Regions from separate parts of the Homo sapiens genome. Here regions 2 and 3 are each linked to region 1. A link is an interaction called in ENCODE POLR2A ChIA-PET data of the cell type or tissue named here. Cell type or tissue: CD4-positive, alpha-beta T cell. All regions are shown on one strand. Links, peaks and the distances in the headings refer to the core of each region. The heading gives the core; the rest is flanking DNA. Region 1 has its middle 8.6 kb from the start of LINC01816. Region 2 overlaps PCBP1-AS1 (PCBP1 antisense RNA 1). Region 3 has its middle 17 kb from the start of ANXA4.

Region 1 (8,098 bases), core at 1,652-6,651:
TTTTTTTTTGATAGAGAAGGGGTCTCACTTCATTGCCCAGGCTGGTGTCCAACTTCTGGGCTCAAGCAGTCTGCCTGCCTTGGCTTCCCAAAGTGTTGGGATTACAAGCGTGTGGTCTCATTTTGGAGGGCAGGAGGGATAGAGATAGCCATAACCTGGAGAATATTGAGATGTGGACAACAAGGATGACAAAATTTGGTTCTATGAGAAATGATCTGTAAGGAAGAGTGGAGGGAACTGAGCATGTTCAAGACAGTGAGGTCTCGGGATGATCTCAGTTCAGGAGGTTTCAGTATATCAACAGATTTGAAAGGAGCAAGCAGGCTGGGCGTGGTGGCTCACGCCTGTAATCCCAGCACTTTGGGAGGCCGAGGCGGGCGGATCACAAGGTCAAGAGATTGAGACCATCCTGGCTAACATGGTGAAACCCCGTCTCTACTAAAAATACAAAAATCAGCTGGGCATAGTGGTGCGTGCCTGTAGTACCAGCTACTCGGGAGACTGAGGCAGAAGAATTGCTTGAACCTGGGAGGCGGAGGTTGCAGTGAGCCGAGACTGCGCCACTGCACTCCAGCCTGGCAACAGAGCGAGACTCCGTCTGAAAAAAAATAAAAAATAAAAGGCGCAAGCAGTGTGATATAACTGGAGAAGAGAAGACTCAGGCAATCACACGGACTGTCTTCACCCAAGCGAAGGATGATTATGTAGGAAAGTGCATAGAAGATGCTGTCAATAGCAATATAAAGTGAATCATGTTAACAATTTTTCAGTGGCCACATTTTTTTTTTTTTTTTGAGAAGGAGTCTTGCTCTGTTGCCCAGGCTGGAGTGCAGTGGCGTGATCTCGGCTCACTGCAACCTCCAACTCCTGGCAAAACCCTGTCTCTACTAAAAATACAAAAATTAGCCAGTCGTGGTGTTGCACACTTGTAATCCCAGCTACTCGGGAGGCTGAGGCAGGAGAATCACTTGAACCTGGAGGGCGGAGGTTGCAGAGAGCCGAGATTGCATCACTGCACTCCAGCCTGGGTGACAGAGCAAGACTGTCTCAAAAAATAATCAAACACATTTTTTTTTTAGAGTCAGGGTCTTGCTCTTTCACCCAGGCTGGAGTGCAGTAGTGGGCTCAAGAGATCCTCCTGCTTCAGCCTCCCAAGTAGCTGGGATTATAGGCATGTGCCACCATGTCTGGCTAATTTTTTTATTTTTACTTTTGAAGAGGTAGGGTCTTGTTCTGTTGCTCAGTCTGGTCTTGAATTCCTGGTCTCAAGCAGTCCTTCTTGAGACCTTGGCCTCCCAAAGCGTGGGGATTACAGGCATGAGCCAGGGGTCCTGATCAGTATTCTTTTTTTCAAGAATAAATTTGAATATGCTTCATTGCAAGGTATATTGTTTCCACTGAGCACCTAGGATTTCTCAAGTTCTTTGTATATTATATGAGTCTTTCACAGCAATGTTAAGGGACAGGTGAAATAAACATAAAATAATTCCTGGCCGGGTGCAGTGGCTCATGCCTGTAATCCCAACACTTTGGGAGGCCGAGGCGGGTGGATCATCTGAGGTCAGCAGTTCGAGACCAGCCTGACCAACATGGCGAAACCCCGTCTCTAGTAAAAATACAAAATTAGCCGGGCATGGTGGCACATGCCTGTAATCCCAGCCACTTGGGAGACTGAGGCTGGAGAATTGCTTGAACCCAGGAGGCGGGGGTTGCAGTGAGCTGAGATCGCGCCACTGAACTCCATCCTGGGCAACAAGAGCAAAACTCTGTCTCAAACAAACAAACAAACAAAAAATTCCTCTTTACAGAGGAGGCAATTAAGACCCATTGTCAATCACCTAGTAGGCATCGGGACTGGGGTTTGAAAGCACATGTCTCTAAAGTCCATGCTTTTATTTGTAATGCCAAAAGACTGGAAACAATCTAAACACCCCTTGATGGGAACCAGTTAAATTATAGTAGTCCATACAATGTAATACTCTACAGCCGCAAAGATAGATAAAAATGAGGATACTCTCATATACCGATAAGGAAATGTCACCAAGATAGGGTGTTAAAGCGGGGGAAAAACCCAACAAACGTGTAGAACGTGTACAGACTGGCACTAAATATGTTAAAATGGAGTAAGGAAGGGTATAGATTTGTTTTAGCTTGTATGTGTAGAAAAACAACGTTAGAAGGATAAACAAAAACCTTATAACAGGGTTATCTATTTAGGGTGGGGGAAAGTGGGCATTTGGGGGACAGGGACAGAAGAGATGTACATCTTTTCATTTTTTTTAGTTTTAAACATATAAATAAATTATCTGTTCAAAAAAGCAAATGCATATAAACATTTTTTTAAGCAACATGAAATTAAACAAAACTGCTGTCCCTTCCTTCCACTGTACCATGTGCCTTAGACATCTTTGGAGGGCAGTCTGTCCTCTTTTCCAGTGAGTTGCACAGGGCAGCAGGCCTCAGGACACCCTGGCAGCTCTAAGGATGGCTTCAGCACAGCCTGGGGAAGGAAGCCCTGCCAGCAGGCAGCGCCAGGCCAAGTGTACCCTCTTTCCTTATCCCTGACTTAGAAAAACAAAACCGATAGGCAAATCCACTCATCGGCATTTCTGAATCCAGTTGTTAACCAATCCTCTTCCTGCCCTTTACTCTCCTTTTCTTCCTTTTTCCAGAAAATCCTGGAAAGCTCTGCAGCTACTTTGCAAAGTGCTTTACTAGCTCTGGCTGCCTTGTTGTTTTCCTTTTCTCATTTGGCCTGTGTCATCCTCTCAGGCAAGTACTGCAGTCAGACTTCCTGCCAGCTTGCCTGCTGGGTTCATCTGTCTTTAAAACACAAAACAAAACAAAACAAAAAGCCTGTATTTTCATAGAACCTACAAACCTCAAATTCGAAGTTATTTTGTCCAACTCTCCACCCAGAGCAGAAGATCCTAGTTGTAAAATTTAGCAGAGTAAATCCACTTGGTTTTAAAGCCCAATTCTGTGGTTTCACTTTGCCCATCCAATCAACTCGGAGTAACAGCTCTCATAAAATATTTGCTCTTGTGAAGAATCCCACGGGGCAGGTCTATTTGTGTGTGGAGTCTAGTGGTGCAGTCAGCACCAGTAAATTTCCATTCAGTAATTCAGTGACTGTTAATCGACACCTAATATGTATCCATCACTGTCTGAGGCCCTGTGCTAGGGACAGAAACAAACACCGAGACTCAGCCCCTGCCCTCAAATCTCTAACAGCCATGTTAGGATACCTTCAGGTCATCAAGCCAGGTCATTAGTGCCTGGCCTAATTTGTTTTGTTTTTAAAAAGCCATTTGCAAGGTATCAGTTATATCACTGTGTTGTGGACATTTTCATGGTGAGCTATGTGTCGGAAATATGATTTATGGGAATGGCTTTCTTTTCTCTCTTTTTTAAGGTTTTGGGGAAATAGCTTTTATACTGCAAAGATAATGGCCAAAGCTCAAACTCTAGGTAATGTAATCCATATAAGATTAATTAGCCTTTCAGGGTGTTAATTTTGTCATAACAGTGTCATAGCTTTCAGCTTTCATTAGCTAGAATTCCTTGGCTAATGTGCAGGAAATTTGAGATGTCTGCCAGGTGTGTTCGGTGAAAGATTTTACAAAATCAAATGTGAGTCTAAAAGCAAGTCATTTTGAGAGACACTGAGCTTGGCAGAGATTCAGGTGTCTAGAACCATACCATATACTCCCCAGAGAATGCTGGGCCAGAACATGTCTTCCCTTGAGCGTTGTTCAATTCACTGGGCACACGGAGCAGAGGACTCCGTGGAGGCAGCATGCTCACTCCCCATTACACACGCACAGCATCACCAGGAACCATACCTCGACATTCATTCTTTGCTGGCTTATTCTCAAAGGAAAACCCCAACCAGAAGATAATGAACACCACAGACTGTTGGAAGCAGCAAGAAGCTACCACACATTTGTGGCTCCCACACATCCACCCAAAACACACCAGCAGGAAGAAAGAGCAATATATTACTCAGGTTTCCTGTCAGGACATCCTGGCTTGAAACACAGGTCTGTCACTTAAAAATATTAAGATAACCCGCAGATGGGAAACTGCTTCATTATGTCCTTGGGAATCTCAGAAAACTGTCAGCTTATGAAATAGAGCTCAAAAGCAAGTAGAAAATCACCCATTCCCATTGATGACGGGTAGTTTTTCTTCCAGGCAAAGAGGATCACAGGAACATGGGGGCATGAAATGACTGAAGGAATCTGGGCTGGGGAAGGCCCCATGCAGTTTCTGGGCAGACTGGGTCTTGTCTCAGACCAACAACCTTGGTCCAAATTTGTCATAAGGACATGACAAACTCAGTATACAAGCATTACCGCGTAAGTAGTAGGCCCTATTTTGTTGGTGACTGAAGATTGCCTTTGAATTCCCCAGTGCCCATAGGCCCTGCACGCCTCACCATCTGCCATTGAACAGTGTAAGGTGTAAGCAGATCAGCTCAGCAGAACAGTATAAGGCTACACTTTGAACAGTAGCTGTCTCCTTGGGGGAACCCTACAATGAAGGGGAATCCATTAAAAGGAGGGTATAGGCTAGATGTCTGTTCTCCAGGCTTGTCATGGCAAGCTCAGGATCAGAGAGACCACCCATCCATTCATCAATGCATTCATTCACTCATTCAATAGACATCTATAGAGCACTTTTTTTTTTTAGACGGAGTCTCTCGGTTGCCCAGGCTGGAATGCAGTAGTGCGATCTAGGCTCACTGCAACTTCCGCCTCCTGGGTTCAAGCAATTCATCTGCCTCAGCCTCCTGAGCAGCTGGGACTACAGGCATTAGCCACCACGCCTGGCTAATTTTTAAAATATTTTTAGTAGACATGGGGTTTTACCATGTTGGTCAGCCTCGTCTCGAACTCCTAACCTCAAATGATCTGCCTGCCTCGCCTCCCAAAGTGCTGGGATTACAGAAATGAGCCACCACATCCGGATTTTTTTTTTTTTTTTTTTTTTTTTGAGACAGGGTCTTGCTCTGTCACTCAGGCTGGAGTGCAGTGGTGCAATCACGGCTCACTGCAGTCTCAACCTCCTGGGCTCAAGCAATCCTCCCTCCTCAGCCTCCCAAGTAACTGGTACTACTGGCGTGTGCCACCATGCCCAGTTAATTTTTGTATGTTTTGTACAGACAGGGTCTTATGTTACTCAGGCTAGTCTTGAACTCCTAGGCTCAACCAATCCTCCAGCTTTGGCCTTCCAAAGTGTTGGAATAACAGGTACTGTTATTCCGAGTAACTGGTACTACTGGCGTGCGCCACCATGCCCAGCTAATTTTTGTATTTTTTGTAGAGACAAGGTCTTACTATGTTACCCAGGCTATTCTCGAACTCCTAGGCTCAACCAATCCTCCAGCTTTGGCCTTCCAAAGTGCTGGAATAACAGGTGTGGGCCACTGTGCCTGGCCACTGCAAATTCTTGGGAGCCTGCTGTCTCTCTTAGCCAGGTTACAATGGATACTATCTGTTAACACTAGTATTCCTACTATCCCATATTCAATCTTTACTCCTCAATCACAAACTTTTTTTTTTTTTTTTTTTGAGACAGAGTCTCATGCTGTCCCCCAGGCTGGAGAGCAGTGGCGCAGTCTCGGCTCACTGCAAGCTCCGCCTGCCAGGTTCACACCATCCTCCTGCCTCAGCCTCCCGAGCAGCTGGGACTATAGTTGCCCGCCACCACACCCGGCTAATTTTTTTGTATTTTTAGTAGAGATGGGGTTTCACCACGTTAGCCAGGATGGTCTCAGTCTCCTGACCTCGTGATCCACCCACCTCGGCCTCCCAAAGTGCTGGGATTACAGGCGTGAGCCACCGCATCCTGCCCTCAACCACAAACTTTTATTTCCTTCTGCTATTCTATCCCATGATTCTCATAAACCATCAAAATGTCTTCAGAATGCCAATTTTTTGTGTGTTCCGATTTCATCTCTGGCATGATAAACTTTATAGCTCTGAAACTCTTGGTTCAAAAAATAGTGCCGTGGAGAGCTAGGTGGTCACCCTGAGACCACAACTTGCAGTCCCTCCAGGCTCATGCCTGTATCTGTGAACAGGGAATCTCCTGAGGAAATACACGTGGTCTCCACAGATTCCACAGCCACACCCATCTCATGACCTGGATTCCTCCCCTCCCCCCTGCCCAGCCTCCACCCCCTGGGCAGGAAAAGGAGCCGAGAAAGTGAGTCTTCAGCTCCTTCCTCTTCTGCACTTAGATCTATCACATCTCACCACATCAACACTGTTATTTTCTTAGAACTATATAGTGTTTATATTTGGGGTCTAGGGTAAAATTCCATTTTCATCTATCATTGCAACTGGCTTTTCTGGCTTTCTCTTTTGGAGATCTTGGCTTATTTTTCCCCAGGGAGTGAGTCATATTCACAAACACGCCTTATCTCCTGGGACACAACCTGGTCAGTTAGCTACCCCAACTCACAGAAAATGATCACAAAGATTTTGTGTCCCTTTTACTTTTTTTTTTTTTTTTTTTTTGAGATGGAGTTTCGCTCTTGTTGCCCAGGCTGGAGTGCAATGGCATGATCTCGGCTCACCGCAACCTCCGCCTCCCGGGTTCAAACGATTCGCCTGCCTCAGCCTACTGAGGAGCTGGGATTACAGGCACCCGCCATCACGCCTGGCTAAGTTTTGTATTTTTAGTAGAGACGGGGTTTCACCATGTTGGCCAGACTGGTCTCTAACTCCTGACCTAAGGTGATCCACCCGCCTCAGCCTCCCAAAGTGCTGGAATTACAGGCGCGAGCCATCGCGTCTGGCCCCCTTTTACCTTTATATCACTCACTTCCACAAAATTTATTTAAAATTTAGAGGAAAACCTCTGTACTTCCTCCTGCCTCCCACCCCTTGTTTTTTTTATTAATTTTTTTTTTTGAGACAGACTCTTGCTCTGTCACCAGGCTGGAGTGCGGTGGCACAATATCAATTCACTACAACCTCCGCCACCCGGGTTCAAGCAATTCCCCTGCCTCAGCCTCCCAAGTCGCTGGGATTACAGGCACCCATCACTACCCCCGGCTAATTTTTTGTATTTTAGTAGAGACGGGGTTTCACCATGTTGGCAAAGATGGTCTTGATCTCCTGACCTCGTGATCTGCCAGCCTCAGCCTCCCAAAGTGCTGGGATTACAGGCGTGAGCCACCGTGCCTGGCCCCCTTGTTTTAATTTTCTCCGTAGCACTTGTCACTATCGACATACTAGATAGCTTATTCATTTGTTCATCATTCATTCATTGTTTGTCTCTCTCTCTTTCCTCACTGGAATGTAAACTTTTGGCCAGACATGGTGGCTCACACCTGTAATCCCAGCACTTTTGGAGGCCGAGGCTGGCAGATCACTTAAGGTCAGGAGTTCAAGAACAGCCTCTGGCCAACATGGTGAAACCCCATCTCTACTAAAAATACAAAAAAAATTAGCCAGGCATGGTGGTGCATGCCTGTAGGCTGCAGTGAGCCGAGATTGCGCCACTGCACTCCAGCCTGGGTGACAGAACCAGACTCCATCTCAAAAAAAAAAAAAAAAAAAAAAAGAATGTAAACTTTTTGAGGGCAGGGCTTTTGTTTGTTTTGTATATTGCTGTATTCCCAGGCCCAGCTCAGTGCCTGGCACATAAAAAATACTCAATAAAGGTTGAACAAATAAATTGGTGAATAAATAGTTGATTTTTCCTTCCTTGTCTGAGGCCTACCACTTCCCTCTCCTGCCACAATGTCTTTCCATTGGCTCAGTCCCTAAGAGATCAGATGACTGTATGTTCTGTGTAAGCTGTGGAGGCGAACCACCAAAACAGTGGGTAGTTCCTCTCCATCTCCTGCATCTCCATCTACTGATAGCACAAACATTTTGCAAGTCCTACTCACCTCCTCTGTGGCACCATCCCTTAACCTCCCACAGTGATCTCACCTTCTTCTGAACTCACAGCATCCAGTGCATGTATCATTCATCTACAATTTAGCACTTTCTGCCTTGTGTGGATAATATAATTCTCCTGAATGTGAGCAAAGCTGGCTTCCTGCACCAACCCCTTCCCCTCTTTCCAGCAGCTCCTC
Region 2 (8,098 bases), core at 2,026-7,025, 90 kb before region 1:
CAATGGAAGCAAGAGCTCAAAATCAGAGCTCCTGGGAATTTGAAGAAATCTGAAGAAGGAATCAGAACAACTTGCTGTAAGTTGAAGAATGACATTTTCAGCCAAAACTTTAAGGAGAAGGATGACTCCAGCTAGCTGATGGGTTATACTAGGATGCTCAATCCTTAGACGTTTAAACCAGATTACATGAGGTTCCACAGTGATTTACACAAACAGCCAGCAGGGGAGGTGCCAATTACTCTGCTTGCACAAGAAACAAACTGAGGATCATATGCCCCACCTCTTCTCCATTCTGCATGCTCCTAAAAAGGTCTTCTGGCCCCTACTGCACCTAAGGGTGGCCTTAGTCAACTCTCAAGTTTTCTTCCAAGGTTCTAGCCCTCAGATGCTTCCTCTCCACGACTTCCATTTTACTTAGAGTCTGAATCTCAGCTTAACCTTTAATTGTTCTTGAATAAGAAAAGAAAGAACCACATCCTAAACATCTTACATTACAACCGGAGACTATTAAATTCCCAGTGGGGGAATAGAAAACAGTAATGCAAAAGCATGTTAACAAATGACGCCAGACAGTGATGCTCCTAAATCAAGGAAATGAGGAGGAGGAGGAGGTTTGGAAAGGGAAAGAGAATGGTGTGATGAACAATATAATTTGGCTTGAGACATGTTGAGTTTAAGGTGCTTAAGAGCTATCCAGGTTACAATGCCAATAGTGTTTGGCTATTATGAGTAAGAAACTCAGAAGAGAGAAAAATCTAGGTGGAGGATGATGGTATTAAAGTACTTGATGTATCAGTGGTAGCTGAACCAATAAATATAGATGGCATCATCTAGAGACAGTATATAGAGGGAGTAGAGACAGTTGGGCATAGTGGCACCCACCTATGTAATCTCAACTACTCAGGGAGGCTGAGACAGGAAGATTGCTTGAGCTCAGAAGTTTGAAGCTGCAGTGAACTGTGATCACACCACCGCACTCTAGCCTGAGTGACAGAGCAAGACTTTGTCTCTTTATTTATTTTTTAAATTTTTATTCATTTATTTTGAGATGGAGTCTTGCTCTGTCACCCAGGCCGGAGTGCAATGGCCTGATCTCAGCTCACTGCAACCTGAGACTTTCCCTAACAGCCTTCCTAAAGCTGTTAACAAGTTTTCCACAGTTATAAGCCAATTAATACTTAGCAAATACCGGCTGGGCACGGTGGCTCACGCCTGTAATCCCAGCACTTTGGGAGGCCGAGGCAGGTGGATCATGAGGTCAAAAGTTCAAGACCAGCCTGGCCAAGATGGTGAAACTTCGTCTTTACTAAAAGTACAAAAATTAGCCGGGCGCAGTGGCAGGCCCCTGTAATCTGACCTACTCGGGAGGCTGAGGCAGGAGAATCACTTGAACCCGGGAGGCAGAGGTTTCAGTGAGCCGAGATCACACCACTGTATTCCAGCCTGGGTGACAGAGTGAGACTCCGACTCAAAACTAAACTAAACTAAACTAAACTAACGTGGCAAATACTTGTAGACTGACCAAATAAACTACAAGCTCTATTTAAGATCTCTGAATGCCCATTTCAAGCCCTCTTCCCACTTCCTATAAGCGAGCTGACTCCCTGGTCTTCAGTTAAAACCATAGTCTTTCAGAAGAAATGGCAAAAATGGACAAATGCCATAGGCTAAGGCCCCAAGGGTGGGGCTTGTCTACGGAGAATGCTGCTTACTGGATGCTCAAAGAACATACCTAAGGACATGGTCCATCCATATTTAAGGTCATGGTCAAAGCTGAGCCTTTCCATCTAGTTTATGATTAGCTAAGCCAACTGAGATCAGCCAACTAATGATCTCACTCACGACAATAAAGACACATACATGAGGGTCTCAAGAGGACCTAGTAATTTCTTCATCAGAAGTCTTAGAGATTTCTTTCAGGTGGTCTTTCCCCAGCTGTGCTGGTTGGGAATGGCATGCAGGGGAAGTAACTGGCTTGCTCTTTGGTTACTAGCTAAGCCAACTTCCATTCCTGGTACGTGGTCACCCACCCAGTCGGATTTAAATGGCGACCCACCTGTAACACCGCCCTGCCCACAGAGCATGAGCTTATCTCCATTCAAGGATTGAAAAAAAAATTATAGTCTGGACTGCCCACAAGATATAGAAGAGAAATTTAATAGGGAAAGGAGAAAATTTATGTCATACTCATTCCATAAAAATGAGCTACATCCCATCTGGCACTGATCCCCATGTGTAACATCAAAATCCTGAACTAGCAGTTAAACTTGAGACTGATGCTGAGATGAATATAGTCCCAGAGTAGAAGGAAGGGTGCTCAGGAGCACTCTAGAGAAATTCTGAGAGGTCCAATCTAGGGAAGAGAGCCTCAGAGAAGCCCTCCTATCTTGTATCCAGAAGCCAGTGACGACCATGGCCGTGATGGCACCATTGCATTTACCACTTCCTGTTTCCATTGGGAAGAAGAGGATTCAAAGTGGAAGAAAGAATGCAGAATTCTTCCTTCCTCCCTATTTTAGAGTTCCACTGCGGATTAGAGCTATCCTTATGCAGACACACAGGAAATAGTGATTACTACCTTCATCTGGAATTTCAGATGAAGGTAATAGTAACATTATCTTCATCTGGAATTACTCTATTTGATGTCCATTCCTTTGGGATAAAGATTCACTCTTTCCAAAACTGTATTCCACCAAACACATATTCTGTAAGATTTTAATAAATATTCCTTCAGAAAAAAAAAATGGATCTCTAGTTAAATACGTTTGAAAAATGTTATATATTCTATTTCCCTTTTGGAGTTTTATAATGCATATTAAAAGCTCTTTTTGAGGTGCAGGCAGCTGGACAGCTAACATGAAATCCAGGGCAAGAGCTCAACAAAGCTAAGAGCCTTGTTCCAGAAGGCAGCAGGACAGACTAGCATGGCATCTAATTAGCGCAAAGAGCACTAGGCGAAGTTCAAGGTGGTCAACACAGGGAGATCTGTGCATGGACAGAACTCTACCTACTAAAGCCTAGATGCAAGAAAAGGCTCTAGTATCAGATAAGTGACCTGGCCAGGGAAAGTGTGGAAAGTCCCTGGTGAGGGACTGACAGCAGGGCTTTAGTCCTGGACAGGGTTAGGAAGTCCAGGCAGAGGAACAAGACAAAGTTTGTACTTCTAGGTAAAAGCCAAAATAAAGGTGAGATGGAGGGAAAGCAGAAACTGATAGGCAGAGAGCTGTCATTCAGGGCATAGAACACATGCCCAGGAGTTCTTCCCTACTGGAGACACTGGCTCTAATATCCTAGTGATCAGCAGATCCTGCTTTCCACTAGACCTCGTGTATGAGGCTGCAGGGGTTGAGGGGAGAGGAAACGGTGTAGGATGTTCAGAAATCTCAAGTAGTGCTGATTCCATTAAGGTAGGGGGTACAGACCTTGCCAAACTTTGGGGGATAGGGAGGACAGGCCATTCCTAGGCTGCCCACTAGGGAAATGTGTCCAAAAAAATTAGCTAGAACCCAAGAGGCCTCAGTGAAGCTAAAAGTCTGGATCAAAAATAAAGTGCTCCAGACTTAGAATAGGAATATGGACAGTGAAATTGAACCTCAGGGTGGAGGCATCTATAAACCCAATTGTAAGGAGTTCAGAAAGGCACTGAGATTTGAGTTGCCTCTGTAAAATATGCCCTTGGGGGAGAAAACGCTGTGAGAATTCTAATCATAAAGGCAGTTAGAGAACACTGGTGAATGAAAGATGATGCCAAGTCAACTAGGAAGGGTCTCTCTTTGGAAGAACTCAGGCCAAAAAAGCTGTATGCCTTCTTTGGGAGGCCGAGGCGGGTGTATCACCTGAGGTCAGGAGTTCAAGACCAGCCTGGCCAACATGGTGAAACCCCATCTCCACTAAAAATACAAAAATTAGCTGGGCGTGGTGGTGCGCGCCTGTAATCCCAGCTACTTGGGACGCTAAGGCAGGAAAATCACTTGAACCCAGGAGGTGGAAGTTGCAGTGAGCCAAGATTGCTCTACTGCACTCCAGCCTGGGTGGCAGAGTAAGACAGAGTCTCGCATTTAAAAAAAAAAAAGTTGTATGTCTTAATCACAGGGACTATCTTTGCAGCTTCTGGATCAGCTCTTTTGGCTCCACAAAATTAGTGGACAAGGGGGAACTGCACCTTTGCATGGATACCCCAAGTGCTTTGTCATCGCTTTTTGCATGGCTTATTTTGCTTTCTGGTAAATTTCTTAGCATAGCTCATTGGGAAATTGAGACCAGAAGTTGTCCGTGACCACCAGCCACAAAGGAAATGCCCTGCCCTTGTTGCCACTGGTGGCCTCTTTTGCGCCACCATTTTGCATCATTTCTTGGAAGCTGTGCCTCCCCCTTCTAAGATCTGTGACAGTCTTTGTCTCAGTACATCACAGTAAACCACAGACCCAAAGGTCCAGCACTCCTGGTTACATTATAGCTGTCAGCTGCTCTCCAGACAACATTGTGCCTCCATCCGAACATGCTGGTGGGCTATCTACTCAGCACAACCTCTTTTGGGGTCATGGGCCTCCATAACCAGCACTGTCAGCTGCTTGTCTTTTCTCAGACAAAACTGTGAAGGAAACCAAGTATTTCTTTAGAGACCCAGCATCTCTCTTCAAGGCCTTTATCTCAAACTCATTGGTGTCTCCTTCTTGTCCCTGCAACTAGGGGCACAGTGCCTTCTCCTCCCTATCCCTTCCTCAGTCTGGTTCTCAGAAATCAATCTTATAAACTCATTCATACTTCCAGTTAACATGACCAAAATGTTTCACAATCAAAACTCTTCCTGGAGTCTCTTCATTTTTAATAGGGTCTCAAAGATTTAAATCAAGAAAAAGAAATTTCAATTGTGGGATCCCAAGCAATAGCAAACAGCTAGGGCAAGTTTTTGAGGGGCAGGACACATTCTTGGTCCCCTGAAATTATACCACTTGACAGACCAGCTCTTTTTATTCCATCACCTGACACCTTCAAGCCATCTCTTCTGCTAGCCCAGGGGCCAGGATCCCTGGATGTGTGCCAGCACCCACTGCTATCTGGTCTCCCTTGGAGAAGAAAAAAGGAGACACCTAATGTTTTGTTTTGTTTTTCTGAGACAGAGTTCCACTCTTGTTGCCCAGGCTAGAGTGCAATGACACGATCTCGGCTCACGGCAACCACCGCCTCGCGGATTCAGGCGATTCTCCTGCCACAGCCTCCCAAGTGGCTGGGATCACAGGCATGAGCCACCACGCCCAGCTAATTTTGTATTTTTAGTAGAGACGGGGTTTCTCCATGTTGGTCAGGCTGGTCTCAAACTCCCAACCTCAGGTGATCCGCCCACCTCGGCCTCCCAAAGTGCTGGGATTCCGGGCGTGAGCCACCACGCCTGGCTGAGACACCTCTTATTTACTCAGTAATCATTCACTGCAGTAGTCACACAACAGGTGCCACCAGCTCCAGTACATGCAGTGAGGATACACCACACCCTCACCTCTGGCCCCATCACACCTGACTTTGTGAGCCACATCAACAGATTTTATGTAGATGATAGGACAGAGCCACTTAAGCAGTAAACCAATTACCAGTGGTGTTTTGACACGTGTGGCCTATGCTGTGATGAAGAACAAAGGCTTTTTGAAATCCTCACCTACAGCCAATTGGTATCTTTCCCACATATGTTGCTGCAGCATCTCTATATATAGAATCTAGTATTCTATAAACAGAATGTTCTGGCTAAACACGTCCCAACAAGCAAAATCGCAAGGTGGGTAAAAATGGCATCTCATCACCCTTCTTTCTCCTACCCTCCTTTCCTAAATCTCACCAGGGACAGAAAAGCTCTGTGAAAACAGCATGGGCTCTGGCGTTGTACAGACTTGAGGAGAAATAAATCCTAGCTCAGCCTTTTTATTAGCTGTGTGACCTTGGGCAAGTTACATAACTTCTTTGACTTTCAGCTTGCCCATGTGCAAAAAATGGGAATACTTTATTGGTTTGTATTACAATTAAATAATGTATGAAAGCATCTAATACATGCCTGGCTCTCAAGGGACACAAGTTTCTGTTATCCATCTAAATTATCATGTACCTGGTATCCTCAAGCTATCAAAGCCAAAGTGTGTGCCCCACACAAATATTCCTTTCCTTTCCTAAACCCTACTGAAGCTGCCATCCCCTCTAAGAGCTGATCTAATCACACTGTTAAAAGGAATGCAATTCTGATGAAACGAATTCAAGTAAAACATAAACAACATTGCTGGGTTTCCATATTAACTCTGGGGGCGGGCGGTTTCTGCATTTAAAAAAGCCTGGTTGGGAGGCCGAGGTGGGTGGATCACTTGAGGTCAGGAGTTCGAGACTAGCCTGGCCAACATGGTGAAACCCTGTCTCTACTAAAAACACAAAAATTAGCCAGGCATGGTGGCACGCACCTATAATTCCAGCTACTTGGGAGGCTGAGGTGAGAGAATCGCTTAAACCCAGAGGCAGAGGTTGCAGTGAGCCGAGATCACACCACTGCACTCCAATCTGGGCAATAGAGCGAGACTCTAAAAAAGCCTGGAAATTCAAATGAGAGGCAGGACGTGTAATGGTGAAGCTCTCCTAAAGGACAGGAGACCAGTGTTCACCTTTTCCCCTGCAAGCACAGCCTCTTTCACTCTCTCTGCAGAAGATGAGAAACCAATCAGAGCTACAGAACATCAGCTCAGATTGCTGAATGTCACACCTCAAATCAACAACAGGTCCAGAATAGAACTTGGAGCCTTGGCTACCCCTCCTGCTCTAGTCAGCACATGTCACTTCCTTACCCAGGAAGATGTGGTGTTTTGTTTTTTGTTTTTTCCCTAGGAGGTTTCCAACACTATTTTAAACTCTTTGGACTCAAGCAACAGGATCTGACTATGGTCACAGCCTTGAAACAGTGTGCAGGAGGCCTGGACCTTACTTCTAGCATCACGCCTTTCTTTAAATGGTCTCAACAAGGCCCAGATTAACACAGGTGGTAGAATGGACCTATGTCTTGACTTGTCTCTTAGTGATCCAGGAAGGAGGATCACAGAGAAATTTCTAGGCTTCCCACATACAGGATCACAGAAGCAGATTATTAAGGCTAAAATCAGCCTAAGTATAATCACCTGACACATGTGCTATGCTGACTATAAATCACAATTCAGGATGGGAGTTCTTATTATTAGGTACTCTTTGGCGGTATGCATGTTCTCCTTTGCTTTCCTGGCAAGACCCTAGGAAGCCAAGGGCACTAGCTCAGGCTGGGGTCTGAGAAGCCAAACACCCCTGGGGGAGGGAGGGTGGTCGAAAAGGCTGGCTGGCAGCTTCAGCAGGTGGTATAAAGGGGAACTGAAGGTGAAGTCTAGGGTGAGGGAAGTACTGGTCCAGGCAGGATTACTCAACAGCATGTGCTCAGGGAACTGGCAAAACAAGAACAACAACAACAACAAATATTTTAAGTTACTTTATATTTATGAAAGTGGTAACCAAGGTAAAAATCAGAATTTTGCTGCATTTTCTTTATATTTTGCTAGGTTTCTTTATACTTGTTTTGCATTTACGCTGTTTTTAAAATACATACGGAGGGATGAAAGTATGAGGGACATAATAATTTTTCTATTGCTTAAGACTATTAAACAAATTCTTAATCTGGCCCCTGACTTCAGGAAGAAGCAAGGAAAACCAAGAGTTTGAACTTTCCAGGTCAATATTCATTTCTTCATTCAATAAATATTTCTTGAGGTGTTAGTAAGCATCAGGCCTTTGCTCAGTCCTGGGATACAGCAGCAAACAAAAGAGATGTGGTTCCTGGAGTTCAGTTTAGTGAGAGTGGGTAAGAACAAGAACAGGATCTAAAGCCAAAGGTCTATATTGGAAAACAGGCAAGATTCCACAGCCAGCAATTAAATGCCAACAGAAAAGCCCAGGGGCATGCAAGAAGCTATTCAGGAAGATGAGCTGGTTCAGAAAATGCTCTCATCCCCTCACTCACTTTGACAGGGGAGACAGCCACTGTGGTGGGTTGAATTCATCAATGTAAGTGCCCTCACAGCCAATGCCACCATGAAACTGCCCGTTCTCTGTT
Region 3 (8,098 bases), core at 1,770-6,769, 410 kb before region 1:
TCCAAATGTCACTTTTTTTTTCTTCCAGGTCCCCTCAGTGATTCCTGTGTGCACCCAGGGTTGAGAACTACTGCATAAGAGGTCCTAGAAGATATCTGGTATGGCCAGAGTACAGAGGGACCGGAGGTAAGCCAGGAGAGACATGCAGAGCAAAGAGTTGAGGTCTCCATCTTCTGTGGGCAGCATCTGGCCTGTTCTGCTTCCTCTGATTCTCACCAAAGTGTTGGCCCAAATGATTTTTAAATTTGAATTCATTGCCATTATTAAACATATATAGATGTCACACAAAATATCCAGATTTCTGCTCCTCTAAGAAACTTGGGAGGTCTGGCCACCCTGGGCCTGCATGCCCCCATGGCAATAAATCAAGCCCTGGCTGCTGCTTCACATGTGGCATGGACTCTCCGAGCTGCCACAGCCCGGCCACTCTTTGTCAGTTCCCACCACTGCAGCCAAAAGCCAGCTGCTGTTTTTCATCTCTTACCCAGCCTGTTTGCTCATTTAAGCTAATTGTCTAGTCCCTGTTGAGATTGGAGTTTAGATCTCAAAAGCTAGACTCTACAGGGTGGGTAGGCCTGTTAATGATTTTGTTATTTACCCTGGAAGCACTGCAAAGGCATTGGAAGGTTTCACGTAGAGCAGCAATAACACAAGCAAATCTGATGTCGAAAGATCACTCTGGCTGGCCTTGGTGGCTGATGCCTGCGATCCCAGCACTTTGGGAGGCTGAGGCAGGAGGATTGCTTGAGCCCAGGAGTTGGAGACAAGGCTGGCAAGACCCTGTCTCTACAAAAAAAATTGAAAAGTTAACCAGGCACGGTGGAACACGCCTGTAGTCCCATATACTTGGGAGGCTAAGGTGAGGATTGCTTGAGCCTGGGAGGTAGAGGCTGCAGCAAGCTGTGATCATGCCACTGCATTCCAGCCTGGGCAACAGAGTGAGACCGTCTCAAAAAAAAAAAAATTACTCTGGATTGTTTAAACTCCAGGTAAGCAGCTATTTGACTAGACAATAAGGACAAATCAAGACCTCCCCCAGTCTCCTCTGGCTCTTTTATAGAAAAACCTTTATTATATTCCTGTAGTTAATTTTCAGTAAGAATGGATATTTTCACCAATATTTTTTGTCAGAAATAACAGGAGAAACAGCAAGTTAGGATGAAAATGGAATTGAACTAGATGGTGAAAGGTTTGGATTTGAATCCTAAGTGACTTTGACACTGATTCTTTTACCTTGGCTATCCTCTTCTATAAAATAGAAATAATAATATTAGACTCTCCTAAGTATCTCACAGGGTCATTGGGAAGATTAAATAAAAAAAAATGACCAGTGTTTTATAACCTTCAAAGTGATTCATGGATGTAAAATATTGTTATCATTATTCATTTATTTACCAAACTCACACCCATTCCTACTGTGTATTTGGCCTGTGCTAAGTCTGGGGATGTAAAAATGAATGAGACCAACCTTAAAGGTCTATGGTCTATTGGAAGTAGCAGTGATGTAAAGACATAATTATAGGTATATACTCAAAAGAATTTAAAACAGAGACTCAAACTCACGCTTGCATGCCAGTGTTCACGGCAGCGTTATTCGCCATAGCCAAAAAGTGGAAACAGCCCAAGTGTCCATCAACAGATGAATGGATCAGAATATGGTATGTATATTCAATGGAATATTATTCAGCCATATAAAGCAGTGAAGTTCTGACACATGCGGCAACATGGATGAGCCTTAAAAACATTACATTAAGTGAAATAAGGCAGACGCAAAAGGACAAATATTATATGATTCTACTTGTATAAAATATCGGGAACAGGCAAATTCATAGAGACAGAAAGGAGATTAGAGGTTACTAGGGTCTCGGGGGAGGTAGGAATGGGGATTTACTGCTTAATGGATACAGACTTTCTGTTGGGGGTGATGAAAAGTTTTAGAAATAGTGATGATAGTTGCACAACATCGTGAATTTAATTAATGCCACTGAATTTATGCACGTCAAAATGTTTAAAACGGCAAATTTTATGTTATATGTATTTAACTACAATAAAAAATAGCAAAAACAAATAAATGGGTCAGAGTTCAACTAAAGACAATAGAAAAAAGCGCAGAGTAAACCTAAAGAAAGAATAATGAAGGAAATAGGCCGGGCATGGTGGCTCATGCCTGTAATCCCAGCACTTTGGGAGGCCGAGGTGGGCGGATCACGAGGTCAGGAGATCAAGACCATTCTGGCTAACATGATGAAACTCCATCTCTACTAAAAATACCAAAAAATATATATATATATATATATTAGCCGGGCATGGTGGCACGATCCTGTAGTCCCAACTACTAGAGAGGCTGAGGCAGGAGAATCGCTTGAACCTGGGAGGTGGAGGTTGCAGTGAGCCGAGATCATGCCACTGTACTCCAGCCTCGGCGACAGAGCAAGACTGTCTCAAAAAAAAAAAAAAGTATAATGAAGGAAATAATAAAGATAAGAGCAAACACCAATGAAATAGAAAACAAAGAAACAATAAGCTGATTCAGGGGGAGGTAAAAGCTACTAAATAAATATGTAGTAATTATAATAAGATGTGCTAAAAGATGCCTCCAAAGTGATATGAAGAAACTCCTGAACTCCAGAAGGCTTCAAAAAAAAGACAAGCTTTTTGCAGTGTGGACTAGGGGAGGAGAGCAGGCATTTTCTAGGGCAAGGATGTGGTGATGACCATGGAGTCTGCCAAGCAGAGAGACTCTTGTTCTAGTCACCATTGTTCCCTCTTCCTAGTCCAATGTCTCCAACCAGGGTACTTAGGAAATGTTAGCTAAGTGAATAAACATTTTCCTTTAGTTCTGCAGTGTGTCTTTTGTCTATCCACAAATTTTATGACATAAAATTTCTTATGCCGTTTATCTATAACTTTGGATGTCCAATCCCACACTACAGTCTTTTATGACATAGCTGTGTGATGCTATTTTATTTTGTTTTCTTTCTTCTAATAGAGACAGGGTCTTGCTATATTCCCCAGGCTGATCTCAAACTCCTGGGCTCAAGTCATCCTCCCACGTTGGTCTCCTAAAGTGCTGGGATTACAGGCATGCACCACCCACTGCACCCAGCCTGTGATGCTATTTTCCTAAAGACACTACATGAGAAGCTCCTACCCTTTCTCCATTTCAGCTGCAAGAGGCTTTCAAAACCTAGGCCCGAAAGCTAAAAACTTCTGAACTGTTGAAATGGGGCCGGGCGCGGTGGCGCACGCCTGTAATCCCAGCTCCTCGGTGGGCTGAGGCTGGAGAATCACTTGAACCCGGGAGGCGGAGGTTGCGGTAAGCCAAGATCGCGCCATTGCACTACAGCCCGGGCAACAAGAGTGAAACTCCATCTCAAAAAAAGAAAAAAAGAAAAAGAAAAGAAATGGAAATCCACATGCAACAATGGCTATCCAAATACCTTAAGGATACATTTGAGGGTGGGTGTACCCATCTTGTGCCCCATCTCCTAGAAACTGGTGTTTGCTGTGGGCAAATGAGGTGCCAGGAGAAGGTACTATTGCTGCCTAAGGGCTGCAGCACATGGTCGTGCAGGTTGTCTACTGTACAAGAGTTCCTGGCAGAAGCAGGGAGGGCCGCTGAAAAACAGCCAGTATTCCATTTACCAAGTCGTGCACCCTGGGGCTTCATCCCCCCATATAAAAGAAGACTTTTTCTAATTAGTACAAATACGTCAGGCAGGTATGGGCTAATTGCAGCCTTGTGTCCCCAGCTGTCACCATTACTGTCCTGGCTAGGGGAGATTTAGTGTCTGACTCTGTCCCTTCAAAAGAGCCCCCTCAATTCTCTTCAGTGTCAAAGCATCTTTTCAGAAGATCCTTTCAAGCCCTTTGGTGAGTGACTAACCCACCACCGGCAGTCCACTAGTGGAGAATTACCTTCTGCCAAGAGACCTTAGTTCTGTAAAAAGGCAAAGAAAGAAAGATAAGCTGGGGCAAGAAAGAAAGATAAGCTGGGGCAAGAAAGAAAGATAAGCTGGGGCAAGAAAGATGAACTCATTCGGCCACGCTGCTCTCGCCCTGTGGTTGCTTCTTCTGCCACTAGATGGCGTCCTCGCCTAAGTACTGGAAACACTTTCCTGAGGATGGAATTTGAGAGGAAGCTGGGTTGCAGCCGCTGTCCGTGTGGAACGTTTAGCTGATCCCAGCTTCATTATTATGCGATTTGAAAATACCTGCTCATCCTGTCAAGAAATTTTATTGAGTGGAATAATTGTTTCATGGCACTCGTCAAGTTCATGCACAGCCTGTCTCCTTTTCTTCTCCCTCTGACTCCTGCAGTCAGCCGATGTTTAAACCCAGGAGACGCAGGTCAAGCCACAGGGAGCTCAGCTTCCTGACATCCACCTGAGAAATGCCAGGAGGGCTTACTGATAACATAATGGATGTCAGTTTAATAAATTCTGACTCAAGGTGACATATAGCTATTTACAGAGATATAACATATTAACATATATATTAACATCTATCATTTTAGCATTAATCATTTCGGCATCTTTTTATTTGAGGCATCATTTATATATTTAAATGTATATAAATGATGCCCCAAATAAATATACCATATACTTAAATCTATAAATATATAAATTTATTATTTATTTATATATAAATACATGGTATATTTATTATTTATATATTTATTTATTGTATATTTATTTAAATATATGAATGCTGCCCCAAATAAATATACCATACACTTCAAATGTGTGCCTTTAAATGTATTTAAAAGTGTGCCTTAAGTGTACGGTTCAGTGAGTTTAATAAATGTATACACCAGTGTAGCCACCGCCCCCATTAGGACACAGAACACTTCCATCACGCTGGTACATCGTCTTGTCCACCTTCAAAGTCAATTCCCATGAGCTGAAGAGGCTCAAGGCTCAGAGAAGAGCAAACAGTGGGTGAAGGGAGTGTGTGGCCTTCAGGCTAATGTGCACTGTAAGAGGCTAAATGAGACTCTTGATCACTCACAGCCTCTGTTTTGTATTTTCCTAGAAAAATCAAGTAATCATTTATTTTTAAGGAAAACAATGGCATTTTAAGAGCCACCTCATTTTACCTGACATTTTATTAGTTTTTCTTTCACATATATAAATGCACAAAATTCTGTAAAATATGTTTAGTCATCACTTCATGATTTGGTTCTTGTGACTTTTTTTTCACTATGCAGTTGTCAGGATGCAGCTGAGAAAATTATCAGAGCTATTCAGTGAGATCAATTGTGTATTTTGAAAATAATTTTTCCTGAAGAGCCTGATATGGTTTTGCTCTGGGTGCTCTTGGGTGTCCCCACCCAAATCTCATCTCGAATTGTAATCCCCAGGTGTCGAGGGAGGGACCTCGAGGTAATTGGATTATGGGGGCGGTTTCCCCCGTGATGTTCTCATGATAGTGGGTGAGTTCATGAGATCTGATAGTTTAAAAGTGGCACTTCCCCCCTCACTCTCTCCTGCCAACACGTAAGACGCCTTGCTTCCATTTTACCTTCTGCCATAATTGTAAGTTTCCTGAGGCCTCCCCAGCCATTCAGAACTGTGAGTCAATTAAACCTCTTTTCTTTATAAATTACCCAGTCTTGGGTGTTCTTTATAGCATGTGAAAACAGACTAATACAGGGCCAATCCAAGCATTCTTCAGCTCAGGAGTTTAACTCATTTGTCAGCTTACACTAGCTGTGTCTTTATTACTATGCTAGAAAAATGCGATGATTTCGCCTAAAAGATTGACTTCTTTAATATAAACTTTTAATGGAAGCATAACATACATACAGAGAAACACACAGCTCAATGAATTTGCCAAAAGTGAACACAACCATGTAATCAGTGCTTAGATCAAGAAACAGAATATTATCAGAACCCCAGAAACCCTTCTAGTCACCCCAAGGGTAACCATTATCCTGACTTTTAAAACCATAGATGAATTGCACTTGCTTTTGAATTTTCTATCAATAACATAAAATAAGAAGTACTGTTGTGTGCCTGGCTTTCATCACACAATATTAACATCCACGTTGTTGTGTGTACTTGTAGTTTGATATTTCTCTTGCTGTATTGTATTCCATTATGTGACTATGCCACGGTCTATTCATTTCACACACACACAAGCAAATATATATATATACAGGGTCTTGTTCTGTCGCCCAGGCTGGAGTGCAGTGGCATGATCCTGGCTCACTGCAGCCTAGAACTTCTGGGCTCAAGTGATCCTCCCACCTCAGCCTCCCGAGTAGCTGGGACTACAGGTGTGCACCACCACGCACAGCTAATTTTTTTAGACACTGGCTCTCCCTATGTTGCCCAGGCTGGCCTTGAACTCCTGGGCTCAAGCAATCCTCCCACCTTGGCCTCCAAAAGTTCTGGGATTATAGGCATGAGCCACTGTGCCTAGCCTCGTTTCACTATTGATGGACATGTAAATTATTTCGGTTATTAGTTATTACAAATAATGCTCCTATAAAATTCTTTGAAAATGTCTTTTCATGAACACTGTTACGCATTGCTGGGTCATAGGACACACATTTGTTCAGCTTAAATTGATGCTGCCAAACTGTTTCTCAGTGTGGTTCTACCAATTTACATCCCCACCAGCAGTGTATAGAGTAGCAGTTGCTCCAATCTGATAACATTTGGTATAACTAGTCTTTTTCATTTTGGACATTCTGGTGTGTGCAGCAGTATCTCACCAGGCTTTGATTTGCATTGCCCTGAAGACTAATCAAGTTGAGCATTTTTTTTTAATGTGCTATATTGGCTATTTTGATATTCTGTTTTATAAAGTGCTGTTGAAGTCTTTTACCAATTTACTGCAAAATATTTGAATAGGCACTTTACAAAAATTTAATTTTTTCTTTATTTTTAGTTATTCATTTTGAGATAATTTTAGACCTCAGGAAAAAGCCTACAAAAAATCTTGTGTTTCCTTCATCTGGCTTGATATCTCGATATCTTACATAACTGTAGCTAATCTCAAAATCAAGAAATTAACATTGGTACCCATCTTCAGAGCTTATTACGATTTTAACAATTGTCTCGCTAATGTCTTTTTCTGGGCCAGGAATCAAGCCAGGATCACACATTGTATTTACTTGCCATGTCTCCTTAAGTCTCCATTAACCTAAGTCAGTTCTTCAGTCTGTCTTTCGTGACCTTAACGTCTTTGAAGAGAACTGGCCAGTTAGTTTGTAAAGTGCCCTCAATTTGTATTTGTCTAAAGGAAACACTCAAGTTAAATATGGTTATGGATCTTTGCAAGAAATAATGTATCCTTCTCAGTTCATATCAGGAAGAACACAATGTCAATATACTTTATCAGTGGTAAAGTTAGCTTGGATCATTTGGTTAAGGTGGTATCTGTCTTGTGTCTCCACTGTACTGTTACTATTTTATTTCTCTTGTAGTTAATAAATATATAATGAGGCAATATGTAAATATCCTGTTCTTCTCATGCTTTTGCTCCATAGTGCTTTTACTTCGTTGCTTCTCTATATGATCTTGCTATGAGCCCTTTTTTGATACATGTATTGTAAATATCTTATCCTACTCTAAGTCTTGCTTACTCACTCTCTTAGTGTCTTGATGAGCAGAAATTCTTAAGTTTAATATAACTGAATTTATTTATTTTTCTTTATGGTTAGTCTTTTTTATGTCCAGTTTAAGAAATCAAACCTTCACCTACCACAAGGTCATGAAGATATTAACCTATGTGTTCTTCTAAAAATGTGTTTTCCTTTTCATGTTTGAATGGCCAATCTATCTGTGATTCATTCTTATTTAAATAGGTATCAAAATTCATTATTTTTTCACATGATATCCAACTGATCTAGCATCATTTATAGAAAAGTCTGTCTTTTCCTCACTACACTGCCAACTTTGTCATAAATCAGGTGACCAGAAAGGTGAGGGCCTGTTTCTGCCCTCTGTCTTCCATTCCGTTTGTCTATTTCTCTATCTGTATATGAATACCACACTGACTTTAAGTGTCATATTGTTGAGTCTTGATAGTTTTATATCTCTGGCATTGATCTTTTTCTTCAAGATAGACTTTGCTCTTTTTGTCGTTT

The links. ChIA-PET counts read pairs that join two places held together with the same protein. Peaks named below come from ENCODE experiments on the same cell type or tissue, not always from the same donor. Only the 100,000 strongest peaks of a DNase experiment are listed, where the experiment ranks them.
Region 2: POLR2A ChIA-PET joins it to region 1 with 8 read pairs; 9 of 35 experiments call an interaction of 5 or more read pairs at or near these places.
Region 3: POLR2A ChIA-PET joins it to region 1 with 5 read pairs; 6 of 35 experiments call an interaction of 5 or more read pairs at or near these places.

Annotation. Positions count from the first base shown.
Region 1 is chr2:70,129,878-70,137,975 of GRCh38, forward strand. No RefSeq gene overlaps it. Among named protein-coding and RNA genes, the nearest start is that of LINC01816, 8.6 kb to the left of the region's middle. RefSeq lists enhancers at 3,658-3,967, 5,871-5,930, 5,991-6,040. In CD4-positive, alpha-beta T cell, for the core only: no CTCF peak of the experiment used is centred there; DNase peaks (open chromatin) are centred at 2,784, 3,054, 3,904, 6,204 and 3 weaker places; H3K4me3 peaks cover 2,737 bases; H3K27ac peaks cover 4,927 bases.
Region 2 is chr2:70,039,364-70,047,461 of GRCh38, forward strand. All of the region lies in intron 6 of PCBP1-AS1 (PCBP1 antisense RNA 1), which reads right to left. It also overlaps a transcript of ASPRV1 not described here. Among named protein-coding and RNA genes, the nearest start is that of PCBP1-AS1, 44 kb to the right of the region's middle. In CD4-positive, alpha-beta T cell, for the core only: no CTCF peak of the experiment used is centred there; a DNase peak (open chromatin) is centred at 4,318; H3K27ac peaks cover 1,653 bases.
Region 3 is chr2:69,720,746-69,728,843 of GRCh38, forward strand. It overlaps a transcript of ANXA4 not described here. Among named protein-coding and RNA genes, the nearest start is that of ANXA4, 17 kb to the right of the region's middle. RefSeq lists an enhancer at 3,964-4,013. In CD4-positive, alpha-beta T cell, for the core only: CTCF peaks have their summits at 4,077 (motif pointing right) and 4,288; a DNase peak (open chromatin) is centred at 4,086.